Regions from separate parts of the Homo sapiens genome. Here region 1 is linked to region 2. The links are chromatin loops, found by intact Hi-C in ENCODE. Cell type or tissue: dorsolateral prefrontal cortex. All regions are shown on one strand. Links, peaks and the distances in the headings refer to the core of each region. The heading gives the core; the rest is flanking DNA.

What was found. Peaks named below come from ENCODE experiments on the same cell type or tissue, not always from the same donor. Only the 100,000 strongest peaks of a DNase experiment are listed, where the experiment ranks them.
Region 1: a loop joins it to region 2, with 7 times the contacts of the local background. A loop is called at or near these places in 8 of 110 quality-filtered maps.

What each region holds. Positions count from the first base shown.
Region 1 is chr2:231,354,253-231,362,580 of GRCh38, forward strand. It overlaps ARMC9 (armadillo repeat containing 9), which reads left to right. Exons shown (of 25, transcript NM_001352754.2): 22 at 1,546-1,682; 23 at 6,502-6,631. Among named protein-coding and RNA genes, the nearest start is that of MIR4777, 4.3 kb to the right of the region's middle. RefSeq lists a silencer at 6,245-6,539 and an enhancer at 6,417-7,060. In dorsolateral prefrontal cortex, for the core only: no CTCF peak of the experiment used is centred there; no DNase peak of the experiment used is centred there; H3K27ac peaks cover 3,407 bases.
Region 2 is chr2:231,300,432-231,308,759 of GRCh38, forward strand. All of the region lies in intron 19 of ARMC9 (armadillo repeat containing 9), which reads left to right. Among named protein-coding and RNA genes, the nearest start is that of MIR4777, 58 kb to the right of the region's middle. In dorsolateral prefrontal cortex, for the core only: no CTCF peak of the experiment used is centred there; no DNase peak of the experiment used is centred there; H3K27ac peaks cover 68 bases.

The sequences.
Region 1 (8,328 bases), core at 219-8,218, 54 kb after region 2:
CATCTCCATTTAAAAAAAAAAAAAAAAAAAAAAAGACTGATTGCGCACCTCGGGAAGACTTTCCTGCCCCCCTCAGGCTGGTTACATGTCTCCTTATCTTTGACTTTGGGTTGAGCCATGTGAATTTTTTTTTTTTTTTTTTTTTTTGAGACAGAGTCTCACTCTGTTGCCCAGGCTGGAGTGCAATGGCGCAATCTTGGCTCACTACAACCTCCGCCTCCCTGGCTCAAGCGATTCTCCTGCCTCAGCCTCTTGAGTAGCTGGGACTACAGGCATACATCACCACGTCCCACTAATTTTTATATTTTTAGTAGAGACGGGGTTTCACCATGTTGGCCAAGCTGGTCTCAAACTCCTGACCTCAAGTGATCTGCCCGCCTTGGCCTCCCAAAGTGCTGGGATTACAGGCATGAGCCACCACGCCTAGCCAGACATATGAAATTGACATTCAAAAACAACCATTTGCAGGGTCCAGCCCTAGGCAGGCATGAGCTTGTCGTGTGTTCCCCACTGAGCCCTTGTTGGATTAGGTGGCCCATATCTCCTTGTTGAAGGGGGAGCGAGGGCTCCGTTGCCTTACAGATAACTGGAGGGCCTTCCTCGGGGATCTGTGGTCAAGGTTGACCCAATGAGGCTGTCCCAGCCAGCTGGCCCTTGCAACTGGCTGGATCTGGTGCAATGAAGCTCTCAGCACTTGTCTGCTGGGCGAAGGTGTCTCCCCCAGCTTGGGTGCCAACATTAGGCACTGCAAAGGAGCTGTTCTGCACACATCCTTTAGGTAGTGTTACAAGAAAGTAAGTTCTAGGCCAGTCACAGTGGCTCACACCTGTAATCCCAGCACTTTGGGAGGCCAAGGTGAGAGGATTGCTTGAGCCCAGGAGTTCGAGACCAGTCCTAGCAACATGGAGAGACCTTGTCTCTACAAAAAATAAAAAAATCAGTTGAGTGTGGAGGCGCCCATCTGTAGTCCCAGCTACTCCAGAGGCTGAGATGGGAGGATCACTTGAGCCTGGGAGGTCAAGGCTACAAGTGAGCTGTGGTTGCACCATGGCACTCCAGCCTGGGCGACAGAGTGAGACCCTGTCTCTAAGAAAAAAAGAAGAAAGTTCTGCAGTCTCGTTCTTGGCCAACACTTGCCACGGCTGACATGACATGTTATGTCTTCTCTGGTTGGATTCATCCCTTCATTCATCTGCTTCATCCTTGGAGAAACCAGCAGATCCGTGCCTTACGTTGTTTGCTTGAAATGTCATGGTCCCATGTCACCCAGGGTCGTAACACGTAATTGTGTGTTAGGAATACACCACGCCATGTATCACTGTGAATACAGAAGGGGGCTAACAGGAACAAGGGGAGGCTACTGCCTCACAGGGTCAGCCTCCTGGCTCCTGCCAAGACCCTTTAGAAGGTCTGATATGCTAATGATGGTTTAACAAGACTTTGAGGCACCGCCCCCTCCTGTATTTGTGATGCTGCAGTCGGCAGTCGGCAGTCCGAATCTCCTGGCTGGCTGTACTCACTGCCGTTTTTCATGTTTTTCTCCAGGGTGGAAGACCAACACACACCTCCCCAGACAGCCCAGCACGCCAGAAACGGCCACCCGCAGGCCCTGCCAGCCGCTCACGAGGCTGTCTACAGGGAGGGCAAGCCCAGCACCCCGGAGTCCTGCGTCTCCTCTTCATGTAAGAATGTGGGCAGCACACTGGGTCAGTTCTGGGATTGTGATGTCTAGAACCTACGCAAAACAGCAGCAGGAGTGGCAGACGCACGTCTGCTCCTGGGAAGCCCTCTGGTCTCAGCAACAGCCCCGTGTCACAGAGGCTCACGGGATTCCCAGCCCACAGCCAGACCCATGCTGGGCTGGTCCTCTGCGTCCCCTTCTCAGAGCACTGCCTGTTGTCCCGTCTGGGAGCTCCTGGGGCAAGATTTCTGACTGGTGAAAGCCGGCTTTAATGTGAAATTTCGGAGGAGGAATGCCGGGCTGATGTTGATCTGTGACCCTGATTCTGATAGCTCAGATTCTGGTGCAGAGAAGGCCAGCCGCCTGCTGGAAGGCTGGACGGAGGCAGAAATGTGCAACTAAGAGCACAAACAACTCTGGGATCCAAACGCCTTTGAAACTTCCAGCTGAGTTAACCAGAGGCTGATGGGAGATAAAAGTATTTTTTAGATGCCAGAAAAAATATATATACTTTGAATCAGAAATGTACAAAGTATTTTTTTTAATTTTTGAAAGGAAATTAAAAGGATTATGAGCAGTTCAGATAAGACTCTAATTTCCATTTGAGTAGGAAAAACAACAGAGGAACGGGTTGGATTCCTGTCTGAGAAACATCTGAGAACTTGCATCTGCTCACAATTGGATTCAGACGCTTCCAGGCCCAGGTGCAGAGCGGTAGCTAGTGACGAGTCAGCACTGGCTGGGTTATTTGCAACTCCTGGGTCTCTTGGTGATGAGCAGTTTCAGAGGTTTTGCCAGCGTTGATCATCAGTTATTTTACATGTGCTTTACTAAAGCTGTAAATATTAATATGCTCTCCAAAGGTGAGCAGCTTAGTAATTTATCCAGAGATTTCTGCTGCCAGGGTGGAGGTCTTAGGGGGCGTCTGAAAAGTTTTGCCAATTTGACTGAATGCCATTGAGTTAAAACATTTCAAGTTCTTAGGCCTGGACTTCCTGAAAGGCTCCACAGTACATTCAGGGTAACGTAGCGGTAACATCCTTGCTTTACCAAAATGACCACTGAGAGGCCCTTTATTTTTGCACTGATTGGACGTGCCTTTGGGAAGCTGTCATGCTGTTACCTGCAGGGCGGAGGCACTTGAGGTTGGCATGGATGGAAATGGCCAAGGAGCAGCTGCTGCAATGTTGATGTTATTGTTGTTTTCAAGAACAGTTTACTTTAGCCCTGACAAAGTCTGGGCCCAGGCACATTCCGGGTTCTTGCATGAACAGGGTGGGCACCCACCAGGACACTCAGCCTTGGTGGTCACGGGCGGTTGCCAGTGCTTCTTCCTAGGGAGGCAGCAGCTGCCCACCAGCCCCCAGATGGACCGGCTGGAGGCAGAGCAGTGCTTTTCCCAAATCCCGCTGTCAGTGCCCCCATTAACCTGCCCCAAATGCTGAGACCGTGTTCTGAGTGTCCCTTCCTTAAGCCTGCTCCTATTGGCTCAGCCTGGCTGGGACCCAGGACACGGACCCACGCAGCCCTGCCCTTCTCCACCTGCCAGAGACCAGGAATAGTCACTGCCCTCCCTGGCCCTGCCAGGCCCGCTCTGAGCCTCAGGCCAACACCCCTAGTCCTCCTTTTATTTTATTTTATTTTACTTTATTTTATTTTATTTTGAGACAAGGTCTCACTCTGTCCCCCAGGCTGGAGTGCAGTGGCCAGTCATAGCTCACTGCAGCCTCACATTCCTAAGCGATCCTCCCGCATCAGCTTCCTGAGTAGCTGGCACTACAGATGCACCACCATACCAGGCAAAGTGGTTTTCTATTTTTTGTAAAGACGAAGTTTGCTGTTGCCTAGGCTGGTCTTGAACTCCTAGTCTCAAGTAATCCTCCTGCCTGAGCCTCCCAAAGCACTGGGATTACAGGCGTGAGCCATCATGCCTGGCCCTCTTAGTCTCCTTTAAAATCCTTTTACTTGACAAAAAGTTCTTCCTTTGGAAAAACCAAGCCCCAGGTGCAGTTTCCTCTGGGTCATGAGTAAGCCTTTGCCACGCTTGGAGTAGATTCCATTCTGACCTTCTTTCAGACAGGCCTGCCCACGGCCTGTTGCGTCTCCCCAGTTGGCCTCCCTGCCCCTCTCCCTGTCCTGTCACCTGCCTCTGCCTAAGGGATGGATGGCAAACAGCCCTCTGCTTCTGTGCTCCATCTGGGCTTTGCAGATAGGGGGACTGCGGTTAAGTCCATTAAGCCAGGGTATGAATGAGGGGGAGGGGGATGAGCAGCAGGGACAGCAGGGAGTGGGCAGTGCTGGGCTGGGCATGGGCACCCCTGAGCCATGTTGCCTTCTGCTTCATTCCTTCCCTGCTCAGGAGCTTGCTCTGACTTCCTCCAGACAGTCCTGCTTCTCCATCCCTCCCCTCCACTTCAATTGATTGATTGATTGATTGATTGATTGATTGTAGAGAGAGGTGTCTCTCTGTGCTGCCCAGGCTGGTCTTGAACCCTTGGGCTCAAGCGATCCTCCCGCCTCGGCCTCCCAAAGTGCTGGGATTACAGGCATGGGGCCCCCTCCACTTCCCTTCTCTCACTCACCTTGCCCCAGGCCCATCCTGGCCCCAGGCAGCGCTCCCCACAGGTCTCCTTGCACACAGCTCGCTGCTGAGTCTGGCCTGTGCTGGGAACTAACGCCCCACCCAGAGACCCCGTGGAAACCCCCACCTTCACGCTGAGTTTCTTGAGGAAGAGCCTTTGCGCTTTGCGTTCAGTCAGCACCGCAGGGAAAACTCATGAGGAGGAACCTGTTGGACCCTCAAACTGCTTGATCGGTTGAGTGCAGGCCCAGAAAGTACATTCTAGGCAAAAGACAGCCCCAAATGCCAACAGGAAATAGTTCCCAAGGGAAAAGGCCAATAATATGGCTTAGCATTTTGCAGAACGTTGGCCTAAGGAAAGCTATTCTCATTTCCCCACCAACCAGGACTATCTTCAATATCAAAATCACATGCCTTGGGACTTCATAGCCCTGGGAGTTAAAATGCCCAGCCCTGTCTGAAATGGACCAGCAGGCAAGAGATACTACTGTCCCAGGAAGACCCCGGTGCACACCCATGGCTGCCCCATCTCCTAGCTCCTGGCTGTCTTAGTTAGGGGGGTCTCCTGTTTTTTTTTTTTTTTTTTTTTGAGATGGAGTCTCGCTCTCTCACCCAGGCTGGAGTGCAGTGGTGCGATCTTGGCTCACTGCAAACTCCGCCTCCCGGGGTTCAAGTGATTCCCCTGCCTCAGCCTCCTGAGTAGCTGGGATTACAGGCATGTGTTACCATACCCGGCTAATTTTTGTATTTTTAGTAGAGACAGGGTTTTACCATGTTGGCCAGGCTGGTCTCAAACTCCTGGCCTCAAGTGATCTGCCTGCCCCAGCCTCCCAAAGTGGTGGGATTACAGGCGTGAGCCACCGTGCTCAGCTGGTCTCTTGTTCTTGGTGGGACCTCTGAAAGTCTTCAGTGTGGCCTGTGCTGGAGGAAGTAGGAGAGGAGAAGGGGACAGTTGAACCAAGACCACCTCATGGTCTTGGGACACTCCAGCTCAGTTCCTCCTTTTTTATGACCACCCCGTCCCCTACGCTCACACCCCCTGGGAAGCTCCTGGTCCTGGTCCTAGAGGACTTGCCTGGCGTGGGCACAGCTTTGTGACTCCACACGTTGTAATGGGGTTCCCCTGCGTGTAGCCCAGCAATTCGGTGTGACTTCACTCAAGTATTCTCTTGTACACCTACGCTTTTTCTCCTGGCCTTATTCTAAGCACACTGAGCATGTGCCTCCTGTCCTGAAGCTCTATTTCTAGACCCAGATCCAGGTGGAGACCGCCCAGTGCCACCCGCTGGGTTCTGGTATCAGAAATAGATTCTCGTTTGGGTCAAAAGAGAATTATCTGGAAGTCAAAGCCCCTTGCTACAGGGAAACCTGCAGGGAAGATCCCTTTATATTTAAGATTAAACAGATCACATTGCAAAGCCACAGAGGAGCTGCTAAAATGAAAGAGCTGAGAGGAGCTTGGCCTAAGGGAGTCACGGATGCAGCCTCTGTCACAGTGTCGCTGCAGCAGTGACATGGACCCCTTCAGCTGTAGGAGAAGAGGAGAGGCGGGGTGGGGGAAGGGGTGCGTGGCATCTGAGATGCAGGAACATCTGTTCCCAGGCCCTTGGGGAGCCCTCCGTATGCTATGATGCTATCTGGGATTCTCCGTCTGCTTCCCCGTGAAGGGCTCCTGCGTGTCCCGGGTGGCCTGGTTCTGGGTGGGCATCAGCTACAGCACAAGTCACTGGGAGTTAGGGCACTTCCTGGCCACCCTGGGTGTACCGAGTGGTTCAGCATTAAGGAGCCTTGGGCTGCTCGGTGAGGAGCACCCTACCTCTCAGGTTGTTGGTTTTAGCAAATAAAACTACACACCACCCAGTTACATTTGAGTTTCAGATAAGCAAATGGGCCTCCACATTCTGTCTGGGGGCGCCTAGCCATGGCCCAGGGAGACAATTTGTTGTTCTGAGGGCTTTCCAGAGGCTGAGGGGTGCCAGGAAGGCTGAGCGGCCAGGGTGATCTGAACCTCCCTGGGCTGTGCCTGTCACCACCAGCAGTGTGCCTGCCATCCCCCGCTACCTGGCAAGTTCCCGGGCTGCACGAGTAAACAAGTATCCCAAGCCACAGGCGCCAGGGAGCCCGCAGGGCCTGGCCTGGGGTGCGTGCTTTTCTTGGCTTTCCAACCCAGCCCACGAGAGGGCATCCTTAGAGGGGCTCCAGAGCAGATGTGGACTGAACTTTCTCTCCTCCTCCCCAGCAGCCATCATCGCCAAGCCAGGAGAGTGGCTCCCAAGAGGACGCCAGGAAGAGCCTCGCCCAGCCCCCACGGGGACCCCCCGCCAGCCAAGGGAGGCGCCCCAGGACCCAGGCAATGGAGTGACCACCAGGTAAGGGGGATATCACAAGGCCTCGAACCTGACTCTCGGAGCTCTGGGAGTGGGCGCCCCACGCCGGATGCAGAGCACCCAGGAGACCTGGAAGGCTCCTCTGAGGCCCAGCCTCTGACAGGGGAGGCTAAGGAGCAGTGTCAAGATTCCCAGCGGAGTGCAGCCGCCACTCCTGACCACCTCGGAGGGCTGTGCTGCCTGAGAGCCATCAGTCAGACGGGAAGGACACAGCACTCAGAAGCATGCCCATGGGACTAGTTTTCAAAACTGCCAGGCGGACTTGTCCAGGGCTGGGTGATGGGGTGACTTAGGGACAGTGTCCTGTCAGCTTTTTGCATTTGGAGGAAGTGGGCTGTAGGGCAGAAAGATGGAGAAGGAGGTGAGTAAATGGTTTGGCTCAGAGGTCACTTCCTGAAACAGAAACTGGGCCTCCAGGCTGGGGCGTGGTGGCGCACGCCTGTAATCCCAACACTTTGGGAGGCTGAGGCAGGAGGATTGCTTGAGCCCAGGAGTTTGAAACTAGCCTGGGCAACATAGTGAGACCCTGTCTCAAAAAAAAAAAAAAAATCAAAAAACTAAAAAAAAAAAAAGAAAAGAAAAAACTGGACCCCCGAGCAGAAGAAAAAAAAAAATAGTGTCCTCTCTTCCACTGTGCCACGTGAGCACAGACTGGCCCTGTGGGTTATTAGGGGTTCTTTAGGGTCTAGAAAGGACCTTTCCAATCTCGCCAGCTCTTTCTTTTGGATCTGGAGAAACCTGCTCAGGGAGAGGGGCCTGGCCTGGGTCTCAGACCCTGCCTGTCCCTGACCACCAGGCATGCCAGCTGCCCCTCACCACTTCCTCCTGGCCATGAAGGAAGCCAACCTCCTGCGGTAAAATATGGGGCTGGAGCAGGCTCAGCTTAGTTCTGGGGGCCCCCGGAGAGGACAGGCAGGAAGACTGAGCAGAACCTGCACCCACTGGTGGAGAAAATCGGAGAGAGAAAGAGGCAGGAAGAGAAATCAATGGGGAGTGGCAGACAGGAGGAGGATGTAAGAGAAAGGGGGCGCAGACAAGTGTGCTGAGCTTCCTTGGGTGGGATGGGCTAGAAGCCGAAATCGGAACTGTGGGAAGGATGGGAAGGACTTCAAGACCTGGGCTAGGGAAGGGTGGGGGCAGTCCCAGCTATCTTTAAGAAGCACGGGGTCAAAGGTGGCTGCATTACTGGGGGAGGGGCCAAGCCTCTGGACTCCTCCAGTTCCACTGCCAACCTGCCTGGGGACCCAGGGACCTACCTCCCCTACCTGGGCCTCCTCCCCTCTTTCTGTGGCTGAAGAGGAGCTTGTCAGCTAGACCAGGGGTTCTCAGGCTCTCAGCATCCCCCTGAAATGGGGACTCAAAATGAGAGACCTCTGAGGAGTGGGCTAGAGCTATCTCATGCCCCCAGTCCAGACTGGATCCTCCCCTGCGGTTCAGCCAGGCCAAACCTACGCTTCCGGTATAGGCCACTTCTTTTTACTTCCTGCAAATGCTGAGTTCATTTCTGAGGCTCTCCACTGGGGACAGCCCTCTCTCCCCAGAAATAACTGTTTTCACAGTAGGTAGGCAGCCGACCCTGAGGGACCTCATTACATCAAGCAGCGTTGCCTAGCTGGCCCCCCAAGATTCTACTGAGCACAAAGACCCCTCAGGGTCCAACCCAGAGGTGCCCTCCCCTT
Region 2 (8,328 bases), core at 171-8,170:
AGAATTTCCAGCCTAGATAGGGAAGATCACAGTGATTCTGACAACAGCAGCTCCCGCCTGCTGGCAGTGCCGGGTGCCAGGCACTGTTCTAGGCGCCTTATGGGTGTTCAGTCATCTCCTCTTCTTAGCAGCCCTGTGGTAGGTGCTATTTTTATTCACATTTCACAGATGAAGAGACAGAGAGAAAATAGGTCACTTGCCAAGTTCACACAGCTAATAAGTAACTGTGATGGGGCTGGGATTCAAATCCAGGTGGTCTGACTCAGTGGTCCATGCTCCTAACCACTGCCCTATATTACCTTCTTGTGAGACATACATGAATGCAAAATAGCAAATAACAGAAAATAAATATGTGATCACAGATTCATAAAGGTGATAGACACAGGAAGTGCCACAGAAATTCCAAGTACTCCAGGAATACTGGGAGATGGCTGGCGTGGGGTAAAGAGGAAGTGAGATGAGTTGAGGAAGGGAAGGGTGTGGCCAGCAGGGGTGGCATCCTCTGGGGGAGACAGCACAAGCATAAGCTTTATCCTTTGCCTCTCCACTGCACTCACATCAACCCCCCCAAGAAACCCATGTTAGTGATCTAGTGTGTGCATGCGCTTTCATACTTAAAAGATGCACACACAGAGTACACGGAGGTATGTACTACACACAGATCCATATATACTTTTGTCAGTATTTGTTTTTCAAAATGAGATAACATAGAGATAGAAATACACATACTTCTACACCATGTTGCCTTTTTCTCTTGTTAATGTTTCTTGAAAGTCCTTCTGAGTTAGGCAGTGTAGCAAGTTGATACTTTTTAATGCTATGAATGTATAATTTTCTAGATTTTTTGCTATTTCAAACAATGCTGTAGTAAAATCTTTGTAAAAATATCCTTATTTACCAGGGCTTTTATTTATATGGGCTCTTGCTGCTGGATGAAAAAGTATTTTTTTAATAATAGATTTTTCCAGATTGCTCTTTTCAAAGGCTGTTAATAATTCAGATTTCACTAGGAGAACATGAAGGAGCCTCTTCCCTCCATCTCCACTAGCAATAGGTGCTGTTACTCTATTTTTTTTTAATGTTTTTGCCAATCTGGATTTGGATTTGCTACATTGTACATTTCCAATTTCATATCCTTTCTGTTTTTTTCAGTTGTGCTTCTTTCCAAACCCTTTTCACCATCATTACAAATGTTTTAAAGATATATTTTTTCTAATCTCTTTTGCCACAAATCTTTTTTAAAATTTTTTTTAAGTTAAAGATTGAGGCGGGATGTGGTGGCTCACGCCTGAATCCCAGCAATTTGAGAGGCCAAAACAGGCACATCACCTGAGGCCAGGAGTTCAAGACCACCCTGGCCAACATGGTGAAACCCTGTCTCTACTAAAAATACAAAAATCAGCTGGGCGTGGTGGTGCACACCTGTAATCCAAGCTACTCGGTAGTCTGAGGCGCAAGAATCATTTGAACCCGGGAGGTGGAGGTTGCAGTGATCCAACATCACGCCGCTGCACTCCAGCCTGGGCAGAGCAAGACTCCATCTCAAAAAAAAAAAGTTAAATATATTCGCTTTTATTTTATAGTTCCTGGGTCTCCTGTCCTGGTTAAGGTCTTCCCTAACCCTAAATTTTACATGTAGTCTCCTAGGTTTTCTTTTAAGATTTTAATTTTTTCATCTAAGTTGTAGTCATTAAATATGTTATGCATAGGAAAGAAAAACATATATGTTTATATAAGGTTTGAAGTAACCATTCTCCAATTTTTGGTTTCAGGAGCCATTTACATTCTTAAAAATTACTGAAGATTCTGAAGAGTTAATGAGTATTTTGTCTATCAAAATTTTTTAAATGAGAACTTAAATATGATAAAATGTTAAATATTAAAATATTAAATAACTTAAAATGGCAATAGTAAATCCATTACATTAATATAAATAAGATATTCTTATGAAAAAGAATTATTTTTCAAAACAAAATTTTATGAAAAAGTGTAGCATTGTGGGTTTGTTTTTTTTTTTTTTTTTTTTTTTTTGCCAATCTCTTTAATGTCTGGATCAGAAAAACACAGTTTGATCTGGGCTGTATCTGTTGTCATATGTTGTTTTGATTGAAGGACATAAAGAAAATCTAGCCTCACACACCTGTGTACTTGGAAAGGGGTGAAGTATTTTCAAAGCCTTTTCAGATAGATATTTTTGCTCAATATTACTTTAAAACCAGACAGGTAATAGTTTATTAAAAGTTAGTTGCAATGTGGAATTAGAAACCAATTTTAAATATCATTTTTATTGGCTGGGTGCAGTGGCTCACGCCTGTAATCTCAGCACTTTCGGAGCCCCAGGTGGGTGGATCACCTGAGGTCAGGAGTTTTGAGACCAGCCTGGCCAACATGGTGAAACCCTGTCTCTACCAAAAATACAAAAATTAGCTGGGCATCGTGGTGTGCGCCTGTAATCTCAGCTACTCTGGAGGCTGAGGTGGGAGAATCGCCTGAACCCGGGATGCGGAGATTGCAGTGAGCCAAGATCACACCACTGCACTCCAGCCTGGGTGACGGAGCGAGACTCCGTCTCAAAAAAATAAATAAATAAGTAAATAGTCATTTTTATCTTGTTAATTAAAATCTATTGATCTATTTTGCATTTTGTTAATTTGATTTTCTGATTGTTCCCTAACAATCAGATGTGCTAATGTATAGAAATACAATTGATTTTAGAATATTGAACTTGTATCCTACAACCTTACTGAATTTATTAGCTCAAAGAGTTTTTTGTTTGTTGTGGGTTTTGGGTTTGTTTGGGTTGTTTTGTTTTGTTTTGTTTTGTTTTGAATTCCTTAGGATTTTCTGTATAACAAGATTGTGTCATCTGTGAATAGAGATCATTTTACTTCCTTTTCAATCTAGCTATCCTTTATTTTCTTGCCTTGCCTGATTGTGCTGGCTAGAGACTCTAGTACAATGCCAAATAGAAGTGGAGAGAGCAGGCATCTTTTGCTTGTTCCTGATCTTACAGTGAATGTTTTCAGTCCTTCTCCATCTAGTACAGCGTTAGCTGGGATTTTTTCATAGATCTGATTATAAGATTAAGAAAGTTTCCCTCTGTTCCTAGTTTGCTGAGTGTTGGGTTTTGTTAAATGCTTTTTCTTCATCATATGAGATGATCATTCTTTGATTTTTTCCCTTTCATACTACTGATATGGTGTATTTATTTATATTGACTTTCAGACCAGGTGCGGTGGCTCATGCCTGTAATCCCAGCATTTTGGGAGGCTAAGGCCGGTGGATCACCTGAGGCCAGGAGTTCAAGACCAGCCTGGCCAACATGATGAAACCCCATTTCTACTAAAATACAAAAATTAGCCGGGTGTGATGGTGCATGCTTGTAATCCTAGCTACTCAGAGGCTGAGGCATGAAAATTGCTTGAACCTGGGAGGTGGAGGTTGCAGTGAGCCGAGATTGCGCTACTGCACTCCAGACTGGGCAACAGAGCGAGACTCAGTCTCAAAAAAATAATTATGGCCAGGCGTGGTGGCTCACGCCTGTAATCTCAGCACTTTGGGAGGCCAAGGTGGATGGATCACTGGGTCAAGAGATCAAGACCATCCTGGCCAACATGGTAAAACCCCATCTCTACTGAAAATACAAAAGTTAGCTGGGTGTGGTGGCGCACGCCTGTAGTCCCAGCTACTCCGGAGACAAAGGCAGGAGAATTGCTTGAGCCCAGGAGGCAGAGGTTGCAGTGAGCCGAGATCGCGCCACTGCACTCCAGCCTGGCAACAGAGACTGCATCTCAATAATAATAATAATCATTATTATTATCATATTGCTTTTCTTACTTCCCAATTTCTACTGGCATCCTGCCTGTTTCATATTTTCAATAGCTCTTTTACCCATGCAGGATTTTGTATTATAATTCATTGATCATTTGGAAAATATTGGCTTACCAAGTTTTACAGTTTTTCCAAATTTTTTGTTTGTTTGAGACGAAGTCTCACTCTATCGCCCAGGCTGGAGTGCAATGGTGCCATCTCTCGGCCAGCTGCAACCTCCGCCTCCTGGGTTCAAGTGGTTCTTTTGCCTCAGCCTCCCAAGTAGCTGGGTTACAGGCATGTGCCACCACGCCTGGCTAATTTTTTGTATTTTTAGTAGAGACAGGGCTTCACTATGTTGGCCAGGCTGATCTTGAACTCCTGACCTCAGGTGATCTGCCCACCTCGTCCTCCCAAAGTGCTGGGATTACAGGTGTGAGCCACTGTGCCCAGCCCCAAATGTTGATACATTTTATTATATAACATAAGAAATTGTGTATTATCAACACCAATAGCATCAGAAAAGCCTTTAGGTATTGGGAAGCTATTGAGCTCACAATGGCAGATATAGGTTTCTCAAAATTCTCATTTTTTCTTGAAAGTTTAAATTGTATTATTGCTGACAAATACTATTGGTTGTTTTCCTTAAAGTGACAGGCTCACTTCATTAATTTTTGAGAAGACATCTGCTGTATACTTAAGTCTAAATAACCATAGTCTGTCAGTTACTCTTTCAAATGAAAATGGTGTTCCTTGAAAAAAGTGGCTTGCAACTTTATCTCACAAGTCCCATTCCTGAAGATAACCATCCGCTTTAGTATAGCAGTACTGCTTTATCTGCCTGTACATTCCAAAAGATGGGCCATAAGGGTTAAGAGTTAATAAAATTAATTCCTACCAGTTCATCAAGGACAGCCTTAAATGAAACTCTATCTACCTGTCATCTATCATCTATCATCATCCCCGTATTTATCTATGGTGAAATACAGTGACTGCTACTAGAGTTTGAGATCGCTGCCTTGGTTTGTGCTAAGGCACCAGTGGTTTTACCCATCATTGCTTTTGTATCATGAGTGGAAATGTCAATGCATTTGTTCCAGGATAAACCATGAAAGTCAGTAAAGCATCCAACACTTTAAGTATTTCAGCCAGTATTACTTGTGCTTCGTTGCCAAGTATTTACATAAGAGATCTTTGTGATTAGTGACTGTTGATACTGGAAGATTACAAGCAAAATAACAAATCCAGGCGTAGTTCTGCAGATGAGATATTAACTCAGCATTCACGTTTACAGCTTCATCTTTAATTCGACAGGCTATTGTTTCATTGGAAAGTGACACTAATGTGATTTCTTTTGTAACTTTCCATCCAGCAGGCATTCAGCAGTGGCAGCTGTACAAGGCTATCGTGTGTGTTTCTCTAGCGAAGGCAATATAACTTACCTACCCTGCAAGGTTCTTTACTGGCCGTGTTTTAAAATTTTGGGTGGTGGGGGGAGAATAATTTTAGATTTACAGAAAAAAAATAGTAGAGAGGATTCCTGTCTACCCATCATACAGCTGCAGTGGCTTTTTAATTTCTAGTTTGAAAAGTGATAAAAAACAAATGTTCAATTTCTCACTTTTAAAGAACTCATCACGATTTAAATAAACTCATCACTCATCAATATTTAAACAAACTCATCTTGTTTAAATAGTCAAATTCTTTTTCATTAAACTCCGAATGATTGGTCTCAAAATTGCACTCCAACTTAACTGACGTTTACACTCCAACTTAACTGACATAGTTAAATATATTCTGTTACATAAGTTACAATAAGGTAAATTATTGACATCTGTAAAACTGAGGGAAAGACAGCTTTCATCATATTTATTTTTTACTGGCAGTTTCATCCAGCTTCTTTGGAATAGATTCCTCCCTTCCATGAGTCAGAGAACTTTCCCTCCCTTATTACTTCCCTCCTTCTTGCCACTAGTTGGGATTTTGATTGGGACTACATTAAATCTATAAATCAATTTGAGTGTTTTATACCATGAGCATAGTATGTCTCCATTGTTTTGAGGCCTTTTTATACTGTGCTTCAAATCTAATTTAAATACCTGATACATAAAGACTTGAGTCATTGCCACCTTTTTTTAATATCCAGAATCATTTGGAGAATAATCCAATGTGAATAAATTCAAATGTGAATCATTTGAAGAAGCTAATTGGTAGAGTTAGAACAGTATAATGGCCAAATCGATACTTTTCTTAGAATTTGAGACAAGAAATAGAAAAATGTGGCTGTTGGTCACATTAGTGCTATAATGGAATTGTAATGAAACACAGCATGACAGATCCAACAAAGTGCAATCAGAACTAGCTAGACCGGGGCATGGAACTTGTATACATCTCGAGAGCAAGAAGTTAAATTCAAGAAGATGGGCTGAACAAGATAGGAACAAGCTAATTGTCCAAGCAGTCAAGAGTAACAAGATCTTCCAAGTGAGGCCTAAGAACTCAGGCAAGGAGGAAAAAAAAAAAATAGAACTCAGGCAAGGAGACAATAAGAAACAACATGGGACTTGTAATCCACACAGAGGATCTGGGCAGTGAGTCTTGAACAACAGGGGAAGCGACAGTGAAGCTTAACACAAAGCAAGAGTTTTATAATCTTATTCTTCCTTCCCTTCTTGACCAGAGCCACAGGTGGCCTTAGCACGGATGTGGAGCTCTAGGGTGTCTGGCCCAAGGATGGTGCTCAGGGCTGGATCATTGAGTTCCTCTGAGAGTGCCTCTCCAGAGGGCTCCAGTGCAAACCTCAAGGTGCCCCTGGTTTTCCTTTCCCTTGCCCTGGTGTTCTCCCCTCTCCATCTCAATTTTGCCTGGGAACAGCTCTGCTCCATGGAAAAGACAGTTTGCTGCTCACAGTGCCCCAGGGGCAGGGGCGTGCCACACCACAGGGAGTCACACAAGGAAGCACTGGGGTGGAGCAAGAGGCTGAGAGAGGGGTAAGTATAGGTGAGGTGGCATAAGCATGCTGAGGACTGTTTCGTTTGGATGAATTTCAGTGGGCTCTCGAGCAAAGGGGCTTTCCCTACTTGTCTGGCACCTAGCCCTGGGGTGATTAGGGCAGGTGGATAATGGCCAGGCGTGTAAGAGCCCAATAAAGGAGATGGTTGGGGTGTGAGCTCTGGATTGGTTGATTTGTATTTGGAAAGCACACTTGGGGGCAAATGTTTTAATATTCCTAAGAGCTGACTAGTTCTGGAAGGGGCAGTCCCTCCAGGGCCAGGCAAGCTCCAATCAAAGCATCAGCGTAGAGGGAATGGAAGACATGGCTAAAACATGAAACCTCCACAGCCTGGCCTCACTGAATATCTAGTCTCATCTCCCTCTCCTCTCGGAAATGGACTCTGGGCCTGAAGGAGTTCCAGGGACCTTACATGGCCCCAAACCCCCCTTCTTGGTTTTCCCACTTCCTTTATCCCATCATTGCTGTCAACCAGGTTCCAGAGCAGGGACAGTTGACTGCCACCAGGCATCTGGCCATAACGTTGACATTGCTCCCCTTGTTATTCAGCCCAATTGACAAAAACTGAAGTCTTTCAAAAGGAACTTTTATTAAAAACTAAAGGAAGAAACTTAGCAAATAAGAGAGGTGTTCAAGCATAGGTTCCAGATTGAAACTGCAGAGCAGGTGACATCCCAGCTGAGGAGCAGCAGGAGCCAAGGCACCAGCCTGATGCTAACCAAGGGGGGTTCACTTTGGCCACAGCTCAGGGAGTATGGAGGGCAAGGGTGGGAGACAAAGCTGGAAGGATGAATTGGAGCCAGACAGTAAAGAGTGGACACTCACTGAAGATTTGTGAGCCCAAGAGACGTGAGCAGAGCCATGCCTTCAGAGGACTACTCTGGCATCAGTGTTCAAGTTCACTGGGGACCGGAAGAGCTTAGTGCGGCAACACAGCCAGTATTTTCCCAGTGCTTCCGTGTGCAGGCATGGGCCAAGAGCTTCCCTGGCTTTCTCCCGTGTATTCCCCTCACCCTTCTGCCAGGTGTGTGCTATTCTTAGCCCCATTTTATGGATAAGAAAACCAAAGTTCAGAGAGGTTCAGAAACTTGTCTAGGGTCCCAAGGCAGTAGCTGGTGGGACAGAGATTTAAGCCCAGGCTGGCGTGAGAGCCTGCAGGCTGCAGCGGGAGTGGGGCTGAGCTTGGCTGATGGCAGAGGGTGCTCCTGGAGGTGGGACCTGCAGGAGTTGGGAACTCAGGAGGCATGACATGAGTAACCAAAGGCTGGTAACCTTGGACCCTAGGTAGCTGGGAGGATAGCGATGCCATTAACAATACGGGGAACACAGGCTGGGGGTAAGAGCAGATCATGTGTAGGGCGAAACTAGATTTTGCACGTGTCAGGAGGCACAACAAGATGATGTGGCTAGAACGGAAAATGATAGGGCATAGAACCAGACAGTTCCTGACCAGCCTTCCTCCAGGTGACTTTGCATTCCATACGCAGAGACATACTGTTGAGGGT